Regions from separate parts of the Homo sapiens genome. Here region 1 is linked to region 2. The links are chromatin loops, found by intact Hi-C in ENCODE. Cell type or tissue: mammary epithelial cell. All regions are shown on one strand. Each heading gives the region's core, and the rest is flanking DNA. Links, peaks and the distances in the headings are about the cores only.

What was found. A loop is a pair of places that touch in the nucleus more often than their neighbours do. Peaks named below come from ENCODE experiments on the same cell type or tissue, not always from the same donor. Only the 100,000 strongest peaks of a DNase experiment are listed, where the experiment ranks them.
Region 1: it touches region 2 in a loop (13-fold over the local background); 4 of 110 quality-filtered maps call a loop at or near these places.

What each region holds. Positions count from the first base shown.
Region 1 is chr13:109,295,178-109,301,803 of GRCh38, reverse strand. It overlaps LINC00370 (long intergenic non-protein coding RNA 370), which reads right to left. Exons shown (of 3, transcript NR_170230.1): 3 at 4,117-4,626. Among named protein-coding and RNA genes, the nearest start is that of LINC00370, 17 kb to the right of the region's middle. In mammary epithelial cell, for the core only: no CTCF peak of the experiment used is centred there; a DNase peak (open chromatin) is centred at 3,963.
Region 2 is chr13:109,154,973-109,158,972 of GRCh38, reverse strand. All of the region lies in intron 32 of MYO16 (myosin XVI), which reads right to left. All of the region lies in intron 1 of LOC105370356 (a long non-coding RNA gene), which reads left to right. Among named protein-coding and RNA genes, the nearest start is that of MYO16-AS1, 10 kb to the left of the region's middle. RefSeq lists enhancers at 1,615-2,164, 2,165-2,715, 2,123-3,322. In mammary epithelial cell, for the core only: no CTCF peak of the experiment used is centred there; a DNase peak (open chromatin) is centred at 2,442; H3K4me3 peaks cover 358 bases; H3K27ac peaks cover 3,028 bases.

The DNA.
Region 1 (6,626 bases), core at 1,465-5,464, 140 kb before region 2:
CAATCCCAGTCACACAGGAGAGGGGCTGCTCAGCAGGAGCCTGCAGTCCCAAGACAGCTGCTGCTGGAACCCAGAGTCTGATTTCCAGTGCACAGTTGCATTCTTAACACAGATTTTGGAGCTTTTTTACCCTATGTGTGCACATGCACTTACTAAGGCAAAGCCCAGTTGCCAATGACCCATATTCTCTGGAGGAATCTCTCATTCTCTATTAGAGGCAAGTACATATGTCACCTTCAAAAGAGGGGAGAACGCAGGGTTGTGGTGATCCTCGTGGCCTGTTACCAGCATGTTAACACCTGCACAACTCACTGCCAGTTCCCTGGAGCTAGCCACCAGCTCACCATCAATCCAGCTCCCCAGAGGCGGGGGGCCAGAGATCCTACAAGAATCACGTCTCTCTCACCTGAGCTGAGATGGTCAAGGCTCAGCTTTTAAAACAAGGTGGAGCTCACTTCTTTTCCAAATTATAGCTTCTTCTGTCCAGATTTATTTAAATTATCTCATGACTTTAGTTCAGTTTCTTGACAATAACTATAGACAAGCCACCAGAATTCACCTGCTCCTGTTCCTTCGTCTGCACTACCATGAGAATAAACTTTCAAAAGTACACCTCAAAAGGCATCATGATCTTGCCCACAGTTCTCTAGTGGATCTCTATCCTATTCCACAGTGACTCTCAATCCTGGCTGCACATTCAAATCATCCAGGGGCCTTTGAAAAACTACCTACATGCGGATCACATGCACATTCTCACATATGTAAGGAGAGGACGACTTTCATTCTGTCCAGCATTAAGCCCTACAACATATTCAGAAGATCCCACTAAATAAATAAAACTTTGTAAATCTACAACTGTCTATCAGAGAAATGAAGAAGTAACCCATTTTCTTTTTCTGATTCAAGAAATCAAAAATAAAGAAGGAAGGAGGGAATCAAGAAAGAAAAAAGGAAGAAGAAAAAGCAAGACAGAAGGAAAGAAAAAAGCAGGAAAGAAAGAACAAAGAAAAGAAAGAAAAAGAACGAAAGAAAAAAAGAAAGGAAGGAAGGAAGGGAGAGAAAGAAAAGAAAAGAAAAAAGAAAAAAAAAAGAAAAGAAAAAAAAGAAAGGAAAAAGTAAGCCTACTGATGACTATAGTGTTTGTTAGACTAGTCTGCCAGGGTTCATTCATTTCAATTAAGAAACTTTACTATATTCCAAAAGAAAATTACAAATTCTTAATTTCAATAATGCAAAAAGGCCTTCAAATGACTGTCTTTTTGGTTATGAGAAAAGATTATTCCCATATATCAGACCTCACCAGGCTTTGACTTTAAAATGAGAGTATATATTCTTTTCTATCCAAGTTTTTTTCTTTATTTTTTTTTTATGTCTCGCTCTGCCGCCCAGGCTGGAGTGCAGTGGCGCAATCTCGGCTCACTGCAAGCTCCGCCTCCCCGGGTTCACGCCATTCTCCTGCCTCAGCCTCCCGAGTAGCTGGGACTACAGGCGCCTGCCACCATGCCTGGCTAATTTTTGTATTTTTAGTAGAGATGGGGTTTCACTGTGTTAGCCAGGATGGTCTCGATCTCCTGACCTCGTGATCTGCCCACCTCGGCCTCCCAAAGTGCTGGGATTACAGGCGTGAGCCACCGCACCCGGCTTTTTTTTTTTTTTTTTTAATTTTAAGAGTTGAGGTCTCACTCTATCACCTTCCCAGTCTGGTGTGATTACAGCTTATTGCTCACTGCTCACTCCTGGGCTCAGGTGATCCCCTACCTCAGCCTCCCAAGTAGCTGGGACTGCATGTGGTCACAGCATCTGGCAGTTACATCCAAGTTTTTGTAGTATGCAATATAAGCTATTCACTTGATAGATATTAGCTTGCCTCAAACTGTTTCCCAGGTACTTTTGCAAGTTTTTGAGAAGTTGTTGTCATCCAGAAAGCATTCTGCATGTTCTTCCCTTCCAGGCTTTCCTCTTGTCAGTAGCTGCTGCCTCAACAGCTGGTGACTCTCTGAGATTGCTGGTCTGCTGTGTGTGGCTGCATGGGCTGGGAACCAGTGTTGTCCCGCTGGACCACATAAAGGGTATACTACTAATTTTGGTGACCAATGTGCATCCTTATTGCCAATATTGATTGCAGTAATACATTTCCAACTCAGATGTGTCCAATTAAGGCCAAAAGTCTCCACAAGTGTTGTCTTGGATATTGGCTGTCGTAGAAGATGCTGAGTTCACAGAACTGCCTTTAGAGGCTGGAGCTAGTGTCAATCACAATGGCACTGGATTTAGCACTTGCTCCTGGTCTGAATTCACAAGTTCAGGGCAAAACACACTCTCATTGTTGGAATCACTCGATGCTGCTCTATATTGTACGGTCTGGGCCCAAATCATAGGTCCCAATGAGAAGAGGAATTTCCTTTATTCTCATTCAACAACCTCCCTCATTACCTACCAAAAAATCATCAAATTTCTAGAGCCATTAAGCCAGATTTATCAACTCCAAACAATTACAGTATATCATTTGTTTGAAAAGCATTAACTTATATGTTTTCCAAAGTGTACTGAGCATTACTGGGTAGACTTGCCTGTGATAATGGGAATATCCAATATCTGTAGTTGCAACTAGCCCCAGCTGGCTGTTCAGCACTTGAAATGTGGCTATTCTGCTGGAGGACCCTTTTTTATCTTTTTAAATTTTAGTTTATTTGAATTTCAGTAGCCTCATTGACTAGTGACTATTGTATTGACAGCATAGGTCTAAGTTATTTATCTTTTGCAAAATCAGAACTATCAAATCAACCTATTATCCAAACATGTGCCATAACTATCTTTCTAAAACATGGATCTGATTATCATCCACCCATCCTAACAGTCGTTCTCAAAGTACTCCCCGGCCCTCATCTGTGAAGTTCAATTTCATCAGCTACACGTCAAGTGTCATGGTGGGCCCAACCCCACCTCACCCACCTCACTTCCAAGGATTCATCAAATCAACATAATCAGCTTGAGCACAATATGACCCTAACTTAAATTACTTATTAGCTGAATTGACCCTGAAATAACAAAATAAAGTACTTTTTCACCCATTTATTGAGAGTAAAATAATATTTATTGCACTATTTCTTCATGCCAGACATTGTATTGGCAATTTTACATATTTTACCTTGTAATTGCCATTGTAACTCTATAAATAACGTACTAGTACACCCTACTACTGAGGAAATAGGTTTTCTGAGAAATACCTTTCCTGTAGTTTCTAATATTAGTTGATAGGACTGTTGGAATGTAAGGTCTCTGAGAGTGGAGGGTCCTGCCTTGTGCACTCTTTGATCCTCATCACCTAGACTGGTACCTAGCACAGAGTGGACATTTCCATAATATTCATTCATTGAACACACAGACCAGGTTTTATATCCAGGTCCATCTACCTCTAGAGAACACACATGTTCTTGGGGACACTGCTGCAAAGTCAAATTTTAAATAATCATTTGGAATCTAGGCAGAAACTTCTGTCTAGGGCAGGGATTGACAAAATGTTTCTGTCAAGGGCTCTGTAGTAAATATGTTAAGCCGGTTTCTGTGGCAACTACTCAATTCTGCCATTGTGGTGTGAAAGCAGTTATAAACAATAGGTAAATGAATGAGGATAACTGCATTTCAGCAAAAACAATGGCTAGAAACACCGACTGCAGTTTGCTGAGCCTTGCCAAAGATCAGTAACTGTTAAACTTCCAGGGTTTATTCAACATAAAGCTGGTCGCATCCTTTGCAAAATCACATCCAATAACCTCACATGGCAACCTCAGCCTAAACTTTCTCTCCTTTTTGTCATCAAAATGTCAGTATTATTTTGCATTATTTCTTTTTCATTCAGATTGCTAGAGTAAGATCTTCTGTTTTCCTGAGCAATTTCCATGCAATCCTGTTAGTCATAAAACCCCCAAAGGCCTGGTTGAAAAGTCACATCCACTAATAAGGGCAATCATGTCTAATAGGAGCTCTGATTCATTTCCCAGATGCAAGAACACAAACCACAGTTCTGCTTATTCCAGATCTCAGATGCAAACACTCAATAGCTGAGATGTGTTTTGCCACTGGGTGGAATAAAACATTTCCAGACTTTAGAAATGCAGAGAATCCAAAGATGACTTTAATGTTCGTTGGAAAACGAATAACAACCAAGACTTCACACTGGATACACAAGGAAACCTATTTATCAGTATCATTCAGTGTTGAGATTCTGTCAGCTGGGCCTAAATACGTAGTGCAGTCATTTCGTTTTGTTTGTTCTTTTTTTCATTTTCTTTCCATTACTGGATTCATTTTGTTGAGGTTAACCTTGAACTGATGAGAACTGAGTTCAGTCTTGAAAATAAATTCCATTGTTTACCTAGTATTGTTTTAGCTCAATGAACTCTATTGAGGCCAGTCTACATCTCTGAGTATAGGTACAGACATTGTCTACATGTGTGAATCATAAACTCCCAGGAGTTGTAGAATTCCCATTGGAAGGATCTCAGGTTTGGAGATAATGCTATTCCCGTCACTTATGATGGTAAGCTCCAATGTTCATTCCTGTCACTTATGATGGTAAGCTCCAACGTTCTTGCCAGGGTAGAGAATAGAAATGAAAGATTGAACCTGTTGTTTGATGAACAGCAATGAAAGAATGGTGAGAAACAGCAATGGTCTTAGTGTCTGGAAAAAGGAAGCAGTGGAGTCTGTGACAAATGGCAGGCCCCTTCTTCAGACAGAGTCAGTTGAGACTCAGCTTTGCCTATCATTGCTCTGAAGAAATGCCAGGGTTTTCAGATCATCTAATGTTCTAGTGTTGTTGTGAACTTTTCCAATTTGTAAATATCAGTAACTTCGACTTGTTTTTCCCTCCATAAAAAAAGGGCCAGACTTCATACATATGACAGCTGCATCTGGTCTAATGGTCATCTGCTCTGTTTAGCTCTATGAGGGCTATGTTTGAGAGCTCTTCTTTCAATTATAAAGAAAATAATCTTAGGGGGAAATAAAGACATATCAACAACTATCTTAATGTAAGAGCAAGTTGAAAGGTTCTAGCAGCAAACACTGCAAACAGAGAAGTGGGAATGCTCTGCTTATAAAAGTCACCATCATCACAGATGGGCCTTGCAGATACAGGGCAAAAGTAGCAGTGAGGGCCCACATATTGTACATTTAATAATTTCAGGTTATGTACCAAAATTTCATTGAGTAAAAAATATTCTATATCCCATTCCCTCACAAATATATTTTCATAATTACAAAGTAAACAGCATATGCAAATCTATAATATTAATGATGTCAGCAAGCTACTGAAGACAAAGTAATTTCTTTAGCACTGTGAGCGTCTGGTTGTTTGATATGCTTTGGCTGTGTCCCCCGCCGTCAAAATGTCATCTTGAATTGTAGCTCTCATAATTCCTATGTGTTGTGGGAAGGACCCAGTGGGAGGTAATTGAATCAAGGGGACAGGTCTTTCCCATGCTGTTCTCGTGTTAGTGAATAAGTCTCACGAGATCTGATGGTTTTTTAAGTAGGAGTTCCCCTACACAAGCTATCTTGCCTGCTGCCATGTAAGACATGCCTTTGCTCCTCCTTTGCCTTCCACCATGATTGTGAGTCCTCCCCAGCCATGTGGAATTGTGAGTCCATTAAACCTCTTTCCTTTATAAATTACCCAGTCTTGGGTGTGTCTTTATTAACAGCATGAGAACAAACTAATACAGTGTTCTCTTCATGGACAGCAATATTTAGATGACTAAAAATTAAAAATGCATAGCATATAAATTGAATAGTAACATGAATTTTTTTAGTATTGCAAACTATTTTTCCTCTGCAGCTGTCCTCTGCAGCTGCTGGGAAGACTGGGCAAGGGTTTGAGGTCCTTTAGACCCACAAAATGGAGCAGCAGGAAGAAAGTCAGCACTCTTGGAGAAGAAGACTCCACTATGCAGGTCTGCAGCAACCTTGCAGCAGCCAGGTGTGGCTGGCTAATTTGTCATTTCTCTCATTCAAGGGCCACTTAAATCATGCTGCACATCTAAGCAAGACCCGTGTCTGACATGACAGGGACACAACACAAATTTTTTCTTCATCTGGACATGATCTCTTCTTGTTTAGAGGGCATTAGGGAAAGAGATGTGGGCAAGAGTTGAATTTTGTCTGTGCAGCCTTTGTCATGAGAATGGATGTGGAAGGTCACAGGCAGCACTGCCCCAGCACAGAATGTTGGGTTTTCAGGGGCAGGGGTGCTCATGTTCTCAGGTATAACTTTGTGTGAATGTGTTTGTGTGTAGGGGTGTGCCTGTAGGGTTGTGTGTGTGTAGGGTTGTGGGGCGGGGGCTGTGCATTTGTGTAGGTGATAGGGTTTGGGCATGTCCCCACCCAAATCTCATCTTCAATTCCCTTGTGTTGTGACAGGGACCTGGTGGGAGGCAATTGAATCATGGGGGCAGGTCTTTCCCATGCTATTCTTGTGGTAGTGAATAAGTCTCACAAGATTTGATGGTTTTATAAGGGGGAATTTCCCTGCACAAGCCCTCTCTCTTTGCCTGCTGCCAACCATGTAAGACATGATTTGCTCCTCCTGGGGGCAGGTCTTTCCTGTGCTGTTCTCATGATAGTGA
Region 2 (4,000 bases), core at 1-4,000:
ACTCTGGAATCCTGGTGACTGGAGTGGGCACAGTGGGTTGACCCGTAGTTACGTGAAGGGGCTTCCATGCACCCCTATCTTCCCCAGGCCTCTTCCAAGGCCGAGGGAGGGACTCAAGCAATGTACAAACAGTTAACATTTGTAATACTTTGTAAACGTATACTTTGATTTATTTTCTCATTTTGAATAAATGTCCACTTAACTCTCTAAATGTTCATTTTTCATCTTTATTATTATTTTTTTAAAAAAGCTCACCTTTCCCCAATTGCATATGCTTCAATCTCTGGACAAAAACCAAAATGGGTCTCAGGCATAGAGCCTCTAGCCATAATCTACATGATGAAATCTTTACCTTTGAGTAATTCACAGGCGGGAGGAGAAATAGGTGTGAGGTCACTGGATGAGACTACAAAGGCAACGTCACCTCCGGCTCACCTTGGAAATGTTTTATGGGAAAAGTCCAACTCCTCAGACAGTAACAAGACTGTTTTATAAGTTTGCCATGACAGGAGAGGTATGAATAAGTTAACATCAGGGATGTGTCTGGGAGAGGAGACACAGGAAGGATTTTGTGGAGGGAGGGGGAGGTAGGATGGAAGGCGAGAAGAGGAACTTCTCTTAAGGAAGAATGCAAAAACTCTGCAAGAGTGGAGAGACGTTTCTTAGTGGGGAGAGAGAAATGTCCTTGAATAATTCTGGGAGAGCTGGAGAAAGACAGGGAGCATAATGGGAGTTAAGATGAGTCCTTGCTCCAAACCAAGAGTGACAAGAAACCTGGCAGAACGGACAGCACGTGGTTCAGCCCTGGGAAGGCAAAGAGATGCCCTGGAGCGCAGTGGCCACTCTGGGGAACATGAGAGCTGAATGAAGAAGAAAGGAAGAGGGGTGGACCATGAGCAAACTATATTCCTCCCCCAAGCTAGGGAGCTCTCCACTGATTCAACAGGTATTCACGTCCTACAAGGTCCAAACCTGGTGCTAAGATTTACTTTAGAACTTAAAGAAATATTCGTCCGAAAGAAACAATCCATTGAGTGCTCACATTTTAGAGGGGTTATGGAGCACGGCAGATGACAAGAATTTATGACGACCGGGTAAGTGCAAGAAGAAAAGGGACTACATCTATCCTGAGGGGTATAGAAGAATGAAGAATCTGACGCATCACTGTGGGACTCGCATCCTGCTCAGCTGAGCTAATTTTGACGGTTTTATTCACTTGTTAAAGCCTTTGACACTTATAATGCCAACCCATGTGACAGGGACATCCAGGGTGCATTCTAAGGGGTGCTTTTCCCCAGGCTTCTCTGTGGTGACTCAGCTCTAAGGGGGACTGTCTTCAAGGTGCCTTCAAGGCATGTGTTAAGGTTGCAAAGGGCCAGGGGGCTGGGATGGGAGCTCTGCAAAATGCTCTAGGAATTCTTAGGAGAGGTCAGAGTGGGCTGGAGCAGCCAGGTGAGCCTTTGTTGTGTAGGCAGGAGGAAGAAGCAGTGGATTTTGAGTTGAGGACGGAATGTGGAGAGGGGGAGGGAAAAGGAAGGGAATGCCGCAGAGGCAGAGCTGACTGCACTCGTGAGGGAGGGGAGGCTGGCTCTGCCCACACCTCCGCACCGGGAAGTGGGAGCAGAGAGCTTTGGAGTCTATGAGCATCACAGGACTGGGTTCCAGCAAGTATTTTGAGCAAGGGCATGCTGTGAAGAATAAGGTTTTTTTTTTTTTTTTTTTTTTTTTTTGTAAATACTAATCTAGCAAAGAAAGTATACAGCTGAATGGACCTTGAGGAGAGATTAGAAGTAGAAAGAGAGTCAGGGGAGAGGCTGGGGAAGCAGAAGGAGGAGTGGAAAGGCAGGAGGAAGCTGAGTTCAATCCCACTGAGCGGGAGAACTGGGACCTGATGGGGACCACAGCTGGGGCGTGGTTCAGAGCAGCAGCTCCCACCTGAAGAGCAGGGTGCATCTGGGGTTGTACTTGTTGACTTTGAAGTGACAGCCGCAGGCCTGAGGATTAAATTGAGTGGCAATTTTTTGAAGAAGAGAATTTATTAGGACTGGAAAGGAAACAGCTAGGAGAGACTTAAAAATCTCTCAGGAAGGAGAAATTTTCAAGGAAGAGACACTCTCGAGTGTGAGGAGGTAGCAGGAGGGGACGCCCAGGTGACTGCCGTGCAGGAGGGCAGATGTGGGCGTGCAGGAGGGCAGATGTGGGCTTGCAGGAGGGGCTGCAGGCCAGGAGCCTTGGCAGAGGGCAGGACTGTGTGGCACGCAGGGCGGCTGACAGCGTCAGTGCTGGGGAAAGGCCAGGAAGCAGGGGAGAGAAAGGAGCCATGGAATGTTTCCCCAACAAGATGCTGAAAACACCACTTTTCTCTTAGGTACCTGCGCTAGAGATCAGATTAGAGTGTATTTTAGAATCCTATGAGATGGGATCCGGGTTTCAGTAACGCAGGAGAAAAACAAACTATAGCTGTTTGGCTGACTTAATACTGAGAGTGCTATGTAAGGCATAAAAAATGTGAAAATACATTTTAAACTCATTACTCATACTGGCTATAACTCATTCTGAAACTCTATAGGAAAATTCCTCTTCAGAAAGGCTATTGCATGAAGGGAATGTGCTTGTTTTTTCCTACTTGGCATTAAGGAAAAGTACAAATGCAGAGAGAGGTGCCTGGCAGGCTCCCACCACTTCTCAAGTTCTCGTTTGTAAAATTTAGAAGTCGCAGCTCGACAGCGCTTGCAGATACACATAGATGGTGCGTAATTAAATTTGGATACAAGCACTTCGACCTGAAATTGGCGTCTAGCTTGTGTTAAACCAAATCTAGTTTGTGTTACACAGGGCAACTCCTTTTAAATCTCTAAAATATAGATTTCTCTGAAACCCTGTATTACTGCACATGAGGAAGAAATGCAAACAGGGCTTTGACACCCCTCTCAAGTCGACCTGCATCCTACTTTATAAGCTTCTAGGAAGTGATTTGTTTTCTTTTACATAATATGTTTTTTCTTTTACATGATAGAATTTTCTTTCCTTTCCATGATAGCATAATCCAAATATTTGTGTTATTGCCTCTCAGAAAGACGAATTTCAGATGTAAAGAACCACAGAGGCTAATCTGAAACTCAAGAAGAGAGAGTTCAGTGGAGATGGGTGGATGTGAGGAGAGTGGAGACTGCTACAGGGGAAATGTGTTAAACTCATGGAGGTGACACACTGCAATTATGCATGTTTTGAACAGCACAATTCTAATTGCCTTTTGAAAACGTGCAACAGATTTTATCATCCCTTTGTGAATGCTTGCAGAAATATATCAAGAGAGGGCGTCTGAGTCTAGTGGTGATGGAGATCTGGGAAGAGAACTGGGTTCCCAGGCAGTTACTCTTGTGACACAGCTGTTACCCACACTATGTGGACAGGTCATATTTCTATAAGCATTGATTACTTAAGAAACAGAAAAATACATCACTGCAGACCTTGGAAAGGTTGCGTGTGCTGAGAAACTGGATTTGCCCGGCCCTCTACTGACTTTAAATGTCTCGGGCTGGGCTCCCGACATTCCTTCCTACTTGTTAATAACCCCTTATGAAATCACCACCCTGGAGTAGATCGAAATTCCTCTTGAACTTATGTTTTAAGCATTCTTCTCTGGTAGCGAGTGCCGCAGATACTTATCCTCCAGGTTAAGCGGGGAGGAATGGAAATGTCTGCTCCTCCTTCACTCCTAACTCTTGTCACCCACCCCCCCGCCAAGTCGAAGGAGATGGTTTGTGCTAGAAAACACCAACTGAAGTAGGAAACAGAGCGATGTCTTCAACAACATATGTGCTGAGCAAGGGAAGAATGCATTGATAGTAAAGCTAAAAAATGACTGTCAGTATAAATAAGGTTTTCAGTACCCAAAAATGCACAGAAAATTAAGTTGTGCCAATTTCCTTTTAAATTTAACTAACTGAATCCTTTTTTGCCCATTTATTCTGTCCCTGCCATAAAGGGGAAAAAATCA